2 separate regions of the Homo sapiens genome follow, and region 1 is linked to region 2. A link is an interaction called in ENCODE POLR2A ChIA-PET data of the cell type or tissue named here. Cell type or tissue: MCF 10A. All regions are shown on one strand. Each heading gives the region's core, and the rest is flanking DNA. Links, peaks and the distances in the headings are about the cores only. Region 1 has its middle 38 kb from the start of LINC01655. Region 2 overlaps DUSP10 (dual specificity phosphatase 10).

What was found. Peaks named below come from ENCODE experiments on the same cell type or tissue, not always from the same donor. Only the 100,000 strongest peaks of a DNase experiment are listed, where the experiment ranks them.
Region 1: POLR2A ChIA-PET joins it to region 2 with 5 read pairs; 3 of 35 experiments call an interaction of 5 or more read pairs at or near these places.

Annotation. Positions count from the first base shown.
Region 1 is chr1:221,799,762-221,805,152 of GRCh38, reverse strand. No RefSeq gene overlaps it. Among named protein-coding and RNA genes, the nearest start is that of LINC01655, 38 kb to the left of the region's middle. In MCF 10A, for the core only: no CTCF peak of the experiment used is centred there; a DNase peak (open chromatin) is centred at 2,822.
Region 2 is chr1:221,722,978-221,728,368 of GRCh38, reverse strand. The region is part of intron 2 of DUSP10 (dual specificity phosphatase 10); the gene reads left to right. Among named protein-coding and RNA genes, the nearest start is that of DUSP10, 16 kb to the left of the region's middle. RefSeq lists an enhancer at 1,776-1,845. In MCF 10A, for the core only: no CTCF peak of the experiment used is centred there; DNase peaks (open chromatin) are centred at 2,448 and 3,238.

The DNA.
Region 1 (5,391 bases), core at 214-5,213, 77 kb before region 2:
AGAAACCCCAGAGAGCTCTCTCCTCCTTTTTCTGCTATGTGAGGATACAAGAAGATGGCATTCTCCAACCCAGAAGAGGGTTCTTGCCAGAACCTGGCCATGCTGACAGATTGATCTAGGACTTTCACCTCCAGAACTATGAGAAATTAATTTCTGTTGTTTGTAAGCCACTTAGTGTATGCTACTTTGCTATAGCAGCCTGAACAAAGACAGAAAGAAACTAAGAAGATGAAAGACAGGAATAAAATCTCATGAAATTATGAAATTATGGGTCTCAGAGTTAAAAGATAGTGTATTAATGAAGAAAGAGATGCTATAAAAAACAGAGAATATGATATAGAGAAGATAAGAACATGAAAAATTCTATACCGTACATTCAAGAGAGCAGTTGAAAGATTATGCTAATAAAAGCATACCAGAAAGCGGAAGAAAAAGAAAAATAGAAGAGAAAAAGCAGAAAATTTAACTAATAGGAGTTCCAGAAAGAGAGAACAGAGAAGGCAGAGGGGAGTTAATTATCAAAGAAACACACACACACAGAAATTTCATGAGATTGAAAGGCTTTGCCAAGAACTCTGACATAAGAAGCACACCTGTTTTTTGATTAAGTACATATTATCAGCTTTAAGACAACAGTCAGTAGATAAGTAATTGCTTTGCAATGGAAAAAATATCACTTTAGGCTAACGCCTGTTGAACCAACTACACTACTCCAGAGGCTGAGACAAGACGATTGCTTGAGTCCAGGAGTTCGAGGCTACAGTTAGCCATGAAAGTGCCACTGCACTCTAGCTGGGTGACACAGTAAGACCCTATCTCTAAATAAATAAAAATAAATCACTTGGTTTTTCTTAACTAGATTATGAAACTCTGTGTCTGGAAGCTGTGGAGTTAGGGGCTCAGAAGATAGGACAATGTTCTTCATTCATTGCCTTCATCTATATCAAACATTTCCTATTCTCTCTTTCTTCTCACATTGAGCCCCACCTTCATCCTAACTAATCCAATCATTGTATCTGAAGAACTATGTTTCTTACCAGTCGTGATAAAAAACAATGCTCCACAAGTTTAAAACAAAGACAACATGTGATTGGAAAAAATGATGAATTTCTTTTTCTTCCTCTTTGTTTTGTTTTCATAGATTACTATTAATATAGAAAGCAAGGCTGGGCACCATGGTTTATGCCTATAATCCCAACACTTTGAGAGGCCAAGGCAGGCAGATCGCTTGAGCCTAAGAGTTCGAGACCAGCCTGAGCAACATGGCGAAACTCAGTGTCTACAAAAAATTAGCTGGGCATGGTGGCACGCACCAGTAGTCCCAGCTACTTGGGAGGTTGAGGTGGGAGGATCACCTGAGCCTAGGAGGTTGAGGCTTCAATGAACCATGATCTCACAGAGTGCAGCCTGGGTGACAAAGCAGGACTTTGTCTCAAAAAAAACATATATATATATATATATATATATATAAACTATATTTTAATGTTACGAGCAAATAATGTGCATTCTTTTTACCCTAGGGATATAAAAAAGTGTAAAATAAGAGAAGCGAGTGATTAGCCAAGGGGAGTAGGTTTGTGTACATTTTTCAAGATAAATGGAATGCTGGTACACTAAATAGTATCTACAAACTATTGTAAACTGAAATGTTTATAGTATAATTTGTAAGATTAAGCAAACATTAGTTGAATACAAAAATAGCAAACAACAATTAGAACTGCTTTGAGAAATCTACTGCCAATAAAGCTTTTTTTTTTAAGTCTGTGGAATGGCAGATTGATAATGGTTTTATTTAGTGAGGACATATCAACCATGCTATGCCATTTTCCTTAGAAAAACCCATATCTGCTGAAGCTTATTAACTCATTCAATCATTGTGTATCACCTAATAATAGACAAACTGATTTGAAAGAAACTTGATGTAATTATGGCAATTTTTCTAGATCAAAAAATAGAAAAAATCGGCGGGGCACGGTGTCTCACACCTGTAATCCCAGCACTTTGGGAGACTGAGGCAGGAGGATCACTTGAGGCCAGGAGTTCGTGAACAGCCTGGCTGACATGGTGAAACCCCGTCTCTACTAAAAATACAAAAATTAGCCAGATGTGGTGGCACGTGCCTGTAATCTCAGCTACTCTGGAGGCTGAGGTAGGAAAATCACTTGAACACGGGAGGCGGAGGCTGCAGTGAGCTGAGATTGTGCCACTGTATTCCAACCTGTCAAAAAAAAAAAAAAAACCCAAAAGAAATAGTCACTTAATGACACTTTACATGTCTAATAAACAATAAGACTTAGCTAATATTGCAGACACATTTCTTTAAATCTAAAGCACTAAATGGAATCACCACTGTATTGTTTGAGTATATCAATAGATCATTAAAAAACTGCTGGTATGCACATTTGGCCTTTATCATTGAAGATCAATAAAACCGCTGAAATGGCTTTCTTTCTTCTTTTTTTTGACCTTTTTAGCCAGACTGTAATTGGGCTTGTCACCTGACTCTCAGGTGAAAATAATCATAAATCAGATTCATCAAATAATGTTAAAGAATAGCTCACACCAACAGAGCTAGGAAAACCAGTCCCTGCCAGTCACCATCCAGCTCCTTGGGAATTTGAGGGCTGGTTATCTCAGAGATGTTATATCAACTATTCTTTGCTTTTGTCCCCCATGGAGCCAGACCCGATAATGCTTTGAAAGAAGTGCAGAGAACACAGAAAAGAGTCAGTAGAAAGGAGATTACAGGGTGAGGGGAAAAGAATACAAGCAGCTTGTGTCTGTTAAAACAAATCACCCAAGTGAGTCATCTCTCCTGAATCACTTCTCCCTTCTGGGATGAGGCTCTGTGAGTACCTGGCTCCAGAACCCAGAGAGGATTTACAGCCAGGCAAATACTAACTGAGGCTATGTTGGAACCTGTGTCACCCAATCTCCTAATTACAGGTGTCTGTGGTTAAAATTTGGAGCTCACCAATTTGGAAGATGTTATGAGTCTAAGTTCTGTAATAGCTGAGTCAGGTTTGATACCAGGCAGCCCTACCACCTAAACACATTATATTCTGAATTCAAATGGACCCCATTTACTTTCCCCATGCCAACACCTTTTCCCCAGCCCCACCCTACTGCTACCTCCTGATGACTTCTGTCTTCTCTTCCTGCCCTCTATTTGGCCTAGTGAAGGGAGCATAGGTCTGTATACATTGTTAGCATTCCTTTAAGAAGCAAATCCTGAAAACAAGAAGAAATAAAGGGGTATGTCTATTTTCTTTAAACATTTGGATTGAGTAAAAGGGAAGCAAAGTTCTTAAGTTATTATAAACTTAAAATATTTGAACTCTGTGCTGGATGCTTTACTTTTACAATATATTTAATTAAAACAACCATACTTCATAGCACGAATGCTAGCCCGGAAAACTGAGACTAAGGTAGGTTGAGCTGTGGCCCAAAGTCACAAAGCCCACTTGTGAGTGAGAAGGAAATTGTGAATCCAGGTCTGCCTGCCTGAAAAGCTGGCCCACACAATCCCAGACTCTGAGCTTTAACAAACATGTGGCTGATGAGAGCCATGAGGACAAATTGCGTGGCTATTATTATGCACTGTGCACAATAAATGAGGTAATGCATTTGAAAGGGCTGTGTAACTATAAAGTACTCTACAAATGTTATTACCATTATTATGGTTATATTTATTACCTTCTTTGCTGGGGGTGAGACTGCACACATTATAGAATAGATGACTATTCTGAATCACCAGTCCCCAGTGACGCACAGTTAAGGTTGTGGTGAGCCACCTCTCAGCAGAACAGAGATACACTCCACAGTGCACAGTACAATTTCTTGAAGGTAAGTGTGAGCTTTGTGTAAATCAGCGGTCCTCAACCTTTTTTGCACCAGGAACCAGTTTTGTGGCAGACAATTTTTCCCTGGTGGGGCTGGTGAGGGATGGTTTTGGATGAAACTGTTTTCACCTCAGATCATCAGTCACTAGTTAGACTCTCTTAAGGAGTGTGCAACCTAGATCCCTCACGTGTGCAGTTCATAATAGGGTCCATGCTCCTATGAGAATCTAATGCCTCCACTGATCTGACAAGAGGCAGAGCTCAGGCAGTAATGCTCTTGCTAGCCCGCAGTTCACCTCCTGGTGTGCAGCTGGGTTCCTAACAGACCACAGACAGGTACTAGTCCACTAGCCTGGTGGTTGGGAACCCCGATGTAAACCACAATACTTATCTTTATCTCTTGCATCTTTGATTTTCTCTTCTGTCTCTTAGTTACAGGAGGGCCAGTGAATTTGATTCATAGTCTAGAGTAATTCATCAGCTTGAGGGCTGAGTGCCATCAAAGTATATGATAGTTTATGGTAAAATATTATTTTAAAAGTTTAATATTTTTAATCTAAAAGCAGCTTTTAAGTATCATTAAGAAAAATGAAACCATCTTAATAGATATATGATTGGATAAATCAGTGTGGTGCTATATACTATGAAATGCATATGTGCAGACACCAAAAATTATTCAGGATTTATTGACAAGTGGAAAAAATCTAATTGCAAAATTAAAAGTGTAGTATGATTTTGTTATCATACTTTACGAATGTGAGTCTACAAATATGTTAAAAAAGGTGACTGGAAAGATGCACAGCACATTTTTAGGTATGGTTACCTTAGGAAGGGAGTAGAAATACAGGGAGAGAAAAGAAATACAACCTTTTCACTATATTTCTGTATGTTTGAGTCATGCACAAGATCAATAAGTGTATTATTTGTAAAATAAAATAGCAGTGAATTAAGTCGTACTGTGATTAGTTTTCAAAAATCTAATTAAAATAGGTGCTGTTTTATTGTGAAAATTGGCAAAATATTTGCAAACAGAAGGAACTATATTATAAAAGAAACAATTTTGTTTAAAAAGTCCATAACTGGATGTGAGATTTTATAATAAAAATTTCCAAGCACCTAGCTTGAATGAATAAACAAATAAATAAATAAATAAAATGCTTGAAGGCAGATTATAATGAAATTTCAAATTAACACCACCAATAAAGGGAAAATTCTAAAGCTTTCAGAGAGAGAAAAAGAAAAGGATAACACATGTGAAACCTGGAATTAAAATGGCATTGAACTACTTAAAGCAACACTAGAAGTTAAAAGACAGTGCAGCAATATCTTCAAAGTTCTAAAGGATTTCAACCTAAAATATTATACCCAGCCAAAGTATACATCAACTGTGATGGTGATGGAAAAATAAAGACATTTTTAAGACGTGCCAAGCCTCAAAATTCTACTTCTCATTCTCCTTTCTTCATGAAGCTTTTGAAGAATGTGCTTCATTTAATGAAAGAGTGAACCAAAAGAGAGCAGGGCATGACAACTGGAAAAATAGGGGACA
Region 2 (5,391 bases), core at 312-5,311:
CATAGAGGCAGAATCTGTCTTCTGACAGAGCACCCAGCTTCACACAGTGAAAGTATGTGACTGTCCTCTCAGATATCAACTATAAGATTTCGTCACAAAGTTCATTTTATGCTGCTAAAACAGAATACCTGAGATTGAGTAATTTACAAAGAACCATAGGTTATTTGGCTTATGGTTCTGGAAGCTGTGAAGTGCAAGAGCAGGGTGCCAACATCTGGCAAGGTCAGCCCATGGTGGAGGGTATCACATGATGAGCAAGTGTGTAAGACAGTGAGAAAATGGAGGCTAAGAGTTCATCCTTTTTATTAGGACCCACCCCTGTGATGATCCACTCCATGGAATGGCCATGCAATTATGGTCTTAATCCACTCTTGAGAGTGGAGCCCTCATGACCTAATCTCCTCTTAAAGGCCCCATCTTTTAATACTGCTACAGTGACAATTAAGTTTCCAATACATGAACTTTGGGGGACATATTCAAACCATAGCAGTAAGGTCACCCCAAACACTCAGGTCCTCCAGTGAGAGGGGAAGGGAGGGGGACATGGGTGATCAAGGCAGTAGAATTAGTGAATGGAGAACAAAATTTAAAAATCTGAGCATTTTTTATTCTGAAATATAAAAGTAATCAATTTTAAGAAAGCTTAAAATAAATTCAAGGAGATTAACTTCACTGATCATAAGTTCTCACATTTACATGGCAAGGTAAGTTTTCTGAACCACAACAACCCCAGGATGACTTTAGAAATGTTGAAAAACCACAGAATTATAGTCCATTGCACAGCAAGCATTCACTTACTCTATGTTGAATTAGAAAGGAAAGACATTTTTCAAAGAACATGGTGTTACAGAATTGTGAGAGATGTTATCAAGCATTTGATCTAACCATCCCATTTTACAGACATAGAAACTGATTACTTATCCAGGAGGATATAAATAGCTATTAGCAGTACTGGCATAGGATTCATGTTTCCTAACTCTCAGTTTAGGGTGTTTAGAAGCCCAACCAGTATATAATCCTTTGGATTAGTATCTGAGTTGTTGTTAAATAAGCAAATCTTGTGGGTTCAAGTATTCAGCCAGGTCATTCCATAATTTTTCTCATTACCTTTCTTAGGAGCGTATATAGTGACTAATTGAATGAGCCGGCTGATGCTCCCTTATATTTGTATTCAGTTTATATATTTTCTTGCGAAGGGAGTATAGTTTGGAGGTTAAGGGCACAGATTCTGGAACCAGGCTGCTGAGTTTGAATTCTGATTTTGCCAATTATTATAATTTTGGACAAATTCACTTTTCTGTGCCTCTGTTTGCTTGTCTATAAAATGGGGAGGGTAATGGCTCTTTTCTCATGGGCTCAATTGAGAATTAGATAACATATGTAGAAGTGCTTTGAACAATAACGAATGCATACTAGCTAACATTTATTGAAAATCAACCATAATTATAATATTGAATCTCTACAATAATAATTCATAATCTGCTTATATTCAACTGATATATGAGTGGTATAGTTCAGTAAAATGCTTTGATGTCACCACTAATGCAGTACAAGTAGGAGATACTTTTCTGATGCTTGGTAGATCTTTTTGTTTAAAAGTTTGGAAAAACCCAGTGTTTCTTTTGGGGTGGATAGATAACTACATAGGGTTTTTTTTTTTTTTTTTCCTGAAATAGTGCTGTGCTGAAAAATTATATGCTATTTCTATGTAAGGAAATCTTATAAAAGTCTTAGCAGAAACACTTTATGTATACTTATTGTTAAGATATTAAGAACATTTTAGAAAGAAAAACATAATATTACTAATCCCGCCCTGACTGGCCTAGTTTCATTTTTACATTTCTTTTTGTTCTCTACCCATATATGTGCATGTTTTTCAGGGTTTCTCACATAGTAACTGAAATTCATTTTCACTTTATATTGCATGTACTTTTGCTTCCTGTGTTGTGATCATAGATTTTCTTCTTTAATGCTGTAACCTGTCTTATTACCACATTTTACTTACTTGCCTATTAATATAAATTAAGATTGTTTCCAAGGTTTTGGTATGACAAGAGAAACCTCTTGAAGGAAACCCTTGTTTGGAATTTTCTCCACCTTCCCACCCAACTGCACTCCCCATTTAGAGAAATGGGTACTAGCTGCCATTTTGGGTGCTAGTTGCCAGTTTGAGTTTATTTTTCCCCCCAATTCTCTTTCACTTTTTAACTTCTGCTTTTCTTTCCTGAGTGTAAGATCCAAATACCTATCAAAGTTGTGAGTTTTTAGGGACATCTTTATCCTTGACCACAGGTCTTGATACTGATCCTGAATGTGTGTGTTTACCACATGTCCTGTAAGGCACATATTGCAGATCTTGGACCTCTTTGGTGGATAGAGTGAGGACATGAGGAAGCACCACTCAGCGCTATTAAAAATCAGAAGCTATTGTGGAAGTGAATGATCTGGCAAGGCTAACAACGGCTCCTTATTTCATAAATATGAGTCACTCCCAGTTTTACACTGTAGATAAAACACTCTGAAAGGGACAATAAAAGCAGCAAGAGGTAGATTTAGTGAGATGCTGAGTAGATGTGTTTGTGTCTCCCTTCCTCTCAACTTTTCTAAATCCTGAGGTTTTAGTGCAGTGCTGAAGTCTTCTAGGGGCTTAAGCAAACACAGGCAGCAAAAACACATCAGAATGGAAAGATAATTCCCATTAGTTCATTTTGCCAAATTGAGGTAAAGTGCCCTTTAAATAGGAGATAATTCTTTGACAGATAATTAGCTTGTCTTCCTTGATAAAATATGTGAATTGGTTGAGTATATTATAATTAATTTTGCATATTATGTAAAAATCTATTCATGTACACTTACTAGGTGAATCTCTTAATTCCTACCTTGAGGATGGCTAGAAAGCCCCATTTCTGCTCCAGTGAATAGAAAGAGCTGGAGGAATGCTGTGGTTATGGAGTCCAGGAAGCCCTCTCTTACAAAGATTGGGAGGAGCTGAATGTGGTATATCATTATTAAAAGACACAGAGACTTCATATTAATACATGCATTTATTAAAACAAACTTTGAGAACACTTTTAGGCCTGAGAATGAGATGCTACAAAGTTGCCTAAATAATTACCTTGAAATCAATCTCTTGCTAGTGACATTCTTCTGGCTTCCCAATGTGGAGCTTTTTCCAGGGAGTGGAGTGAGTGATTGGCTGGGTGCAGCTAGCTGTTGGCTGGGCGGTGGCTGTGGGAAGTAGCCTGAGAGGGCACAGAACAGTTGCTCAATGACTCAGTGAGTCAAAGCTCCTCTCTGCAGTTTTTCTTCCCCCTACTCCTTAAGCCATTCTGAGCTCCTTCAGGCATCCCCATGTATCTGCGCACTGCTTTTGGGGTGTCTTTTCTCATTCAAAGCTATTGTCGTGGCTACTTGATTTGGCTCATATTAAAACGTGCACTGGGAGATGTTGGAGTGCTGAAATAAAAGAGCATGCTGTAGTTAATCGATCAGAGAGCCTCTCTTCTCCAAGTTGAAGTGTTTCTTTTCCTGAAAATAGAGTGGCTATTTGATGTTCCATGGGAGCCGAATGACTTCCTGGTGTAGTGTGGCTTATAGCACCGTAGATTTTAGTCATTGGTCACTACCCCTCCATGTGCATGCACACACATTCACATGCAAACAAACACATATTTTAGTTAACATTTGTAGAATGGGAACAATTATGACACTGAGCATTAACTCATTTAATGGGGATAGCAATAGTATTAAATCTATCTGCAGCGTCCAATATAGTAGCCTTGCTGCAAGCCAAACGTGGCCATTGAGCACTTGAAATGGGGCCAGTCCAAACAGAGATGTGCTGTAGGTGTAAAATATATACCAGATTTCAAGACTTTATATAGAAAATAATGTAAAATATTTCATTAGTAATTGTTTTAATATTGACTCTTGAAATGATATTTGCACATGTTAAGAAAAATATATTAGCAATATTTTACCTGTTTGTTTTTACTTTCTTGAATGCAGCTACTAGAAAAAAAAAATGCTTGTTATTATAGTAGCCTGAATTCCATGTCTATCAAATGTTGCCGATCTCAATGTGGTAATAACAGTATTATTATCCCCACTTTTTAGATGAGGCAATTGAGGCTGAGAGAGGTTAGGTAAGTTGCCCAAGGTCTCACAGCACAATGCCAAATTCAGACCTGCCTGACTCCAGAGCCCACACCCTTCATCACTAAGAAACTGTTGTATAATAGAGAATTTGTCTGGCCGTTGTCCTCAGTTCCTGGGAAATAATTTCTAAACCCTTGGAACTCCCCGAGTGTTAGGAGTGTCTTTGTTATGCATGATGAGCCCCTTGGATCACACCTGTGTTTATGTTAATGCGATGACTCAGGATAAGAGTTTATCATCAGAAAGACATCCACATGATTAGAAGGTCAGGGCTTTGTATTAGTTCATCTTCTTCAGCAGAAGAGAGTGGGACTGAAGATTGAGTTCAATCACAAGGCCAATAATTTAATTATGCCTAAGTAATGGAACCCAATAAAAACTCTGGACACCAAAGCTCAGTTAAACTTCCTAGTGAACACATTGCTGTGTCAGCAGGGCAATGTGTCCTGATTGCACAAGGAGAGGGCCTAGAAGCTCCATATGCAGGACCCTCCCAGATATTGCCCTGTATGTGTCTTTATCTGGCTCTTCCTGATTTGTAGCTTTTATAATAAAAACTATCATCATAAAGATAGGGCTTGTGTTCTGTGAGTCATTCTAGTGAATTATCAAGCCTGAAGCATTGTAGAAGCCACAGAATTTATAACCAGTTGGCTAGAAGTGTGGGTGGCCTGGGAACCCCTGAACCTGTGGCTAGCATCTGGAAGTGAAGGCATTCTTATTTGAGACTGTGGCCTTAACTTGGGGAGTCTGCACTGACTCTGCTTAGTCAGTTTCAGAATTATATTGCAGTATTGCAAGAATAGACTGCCTTTTATTTGGATGTATGTATTAGGAGAACAGCAGCTGAGAGAGCTAAGTGCTGCAGCTTAACTTGCTTATCTCTGTAACACCATTTCCTTGGTGACAATGGCCATTTGCATTCTAGACTTGGAAAATGACTCAATCTTTGAGCAACTGCTTTTGACCACTAGGATCAGTTGGGAGGCAGGCAGGCCTCTGAGACCTTCATACTCAAAACCCTTCAGGCTGTAATCTCTGGGGCCTATTTCATCTCCCAGTTGGCATCATGTTAGCGGTGGTGACAAACATATGTGTTGGCCCCTCTTTGACACCAGGGATTCTTAAGTATTGGTTTTGGGATTGAGATGTTCATGGGAAGCTGACACAGGGTGATACTATGGGTAAGGAGTATTTCGATTTTTTGTTGTGTTTTTTAATCATTTGCCTTGT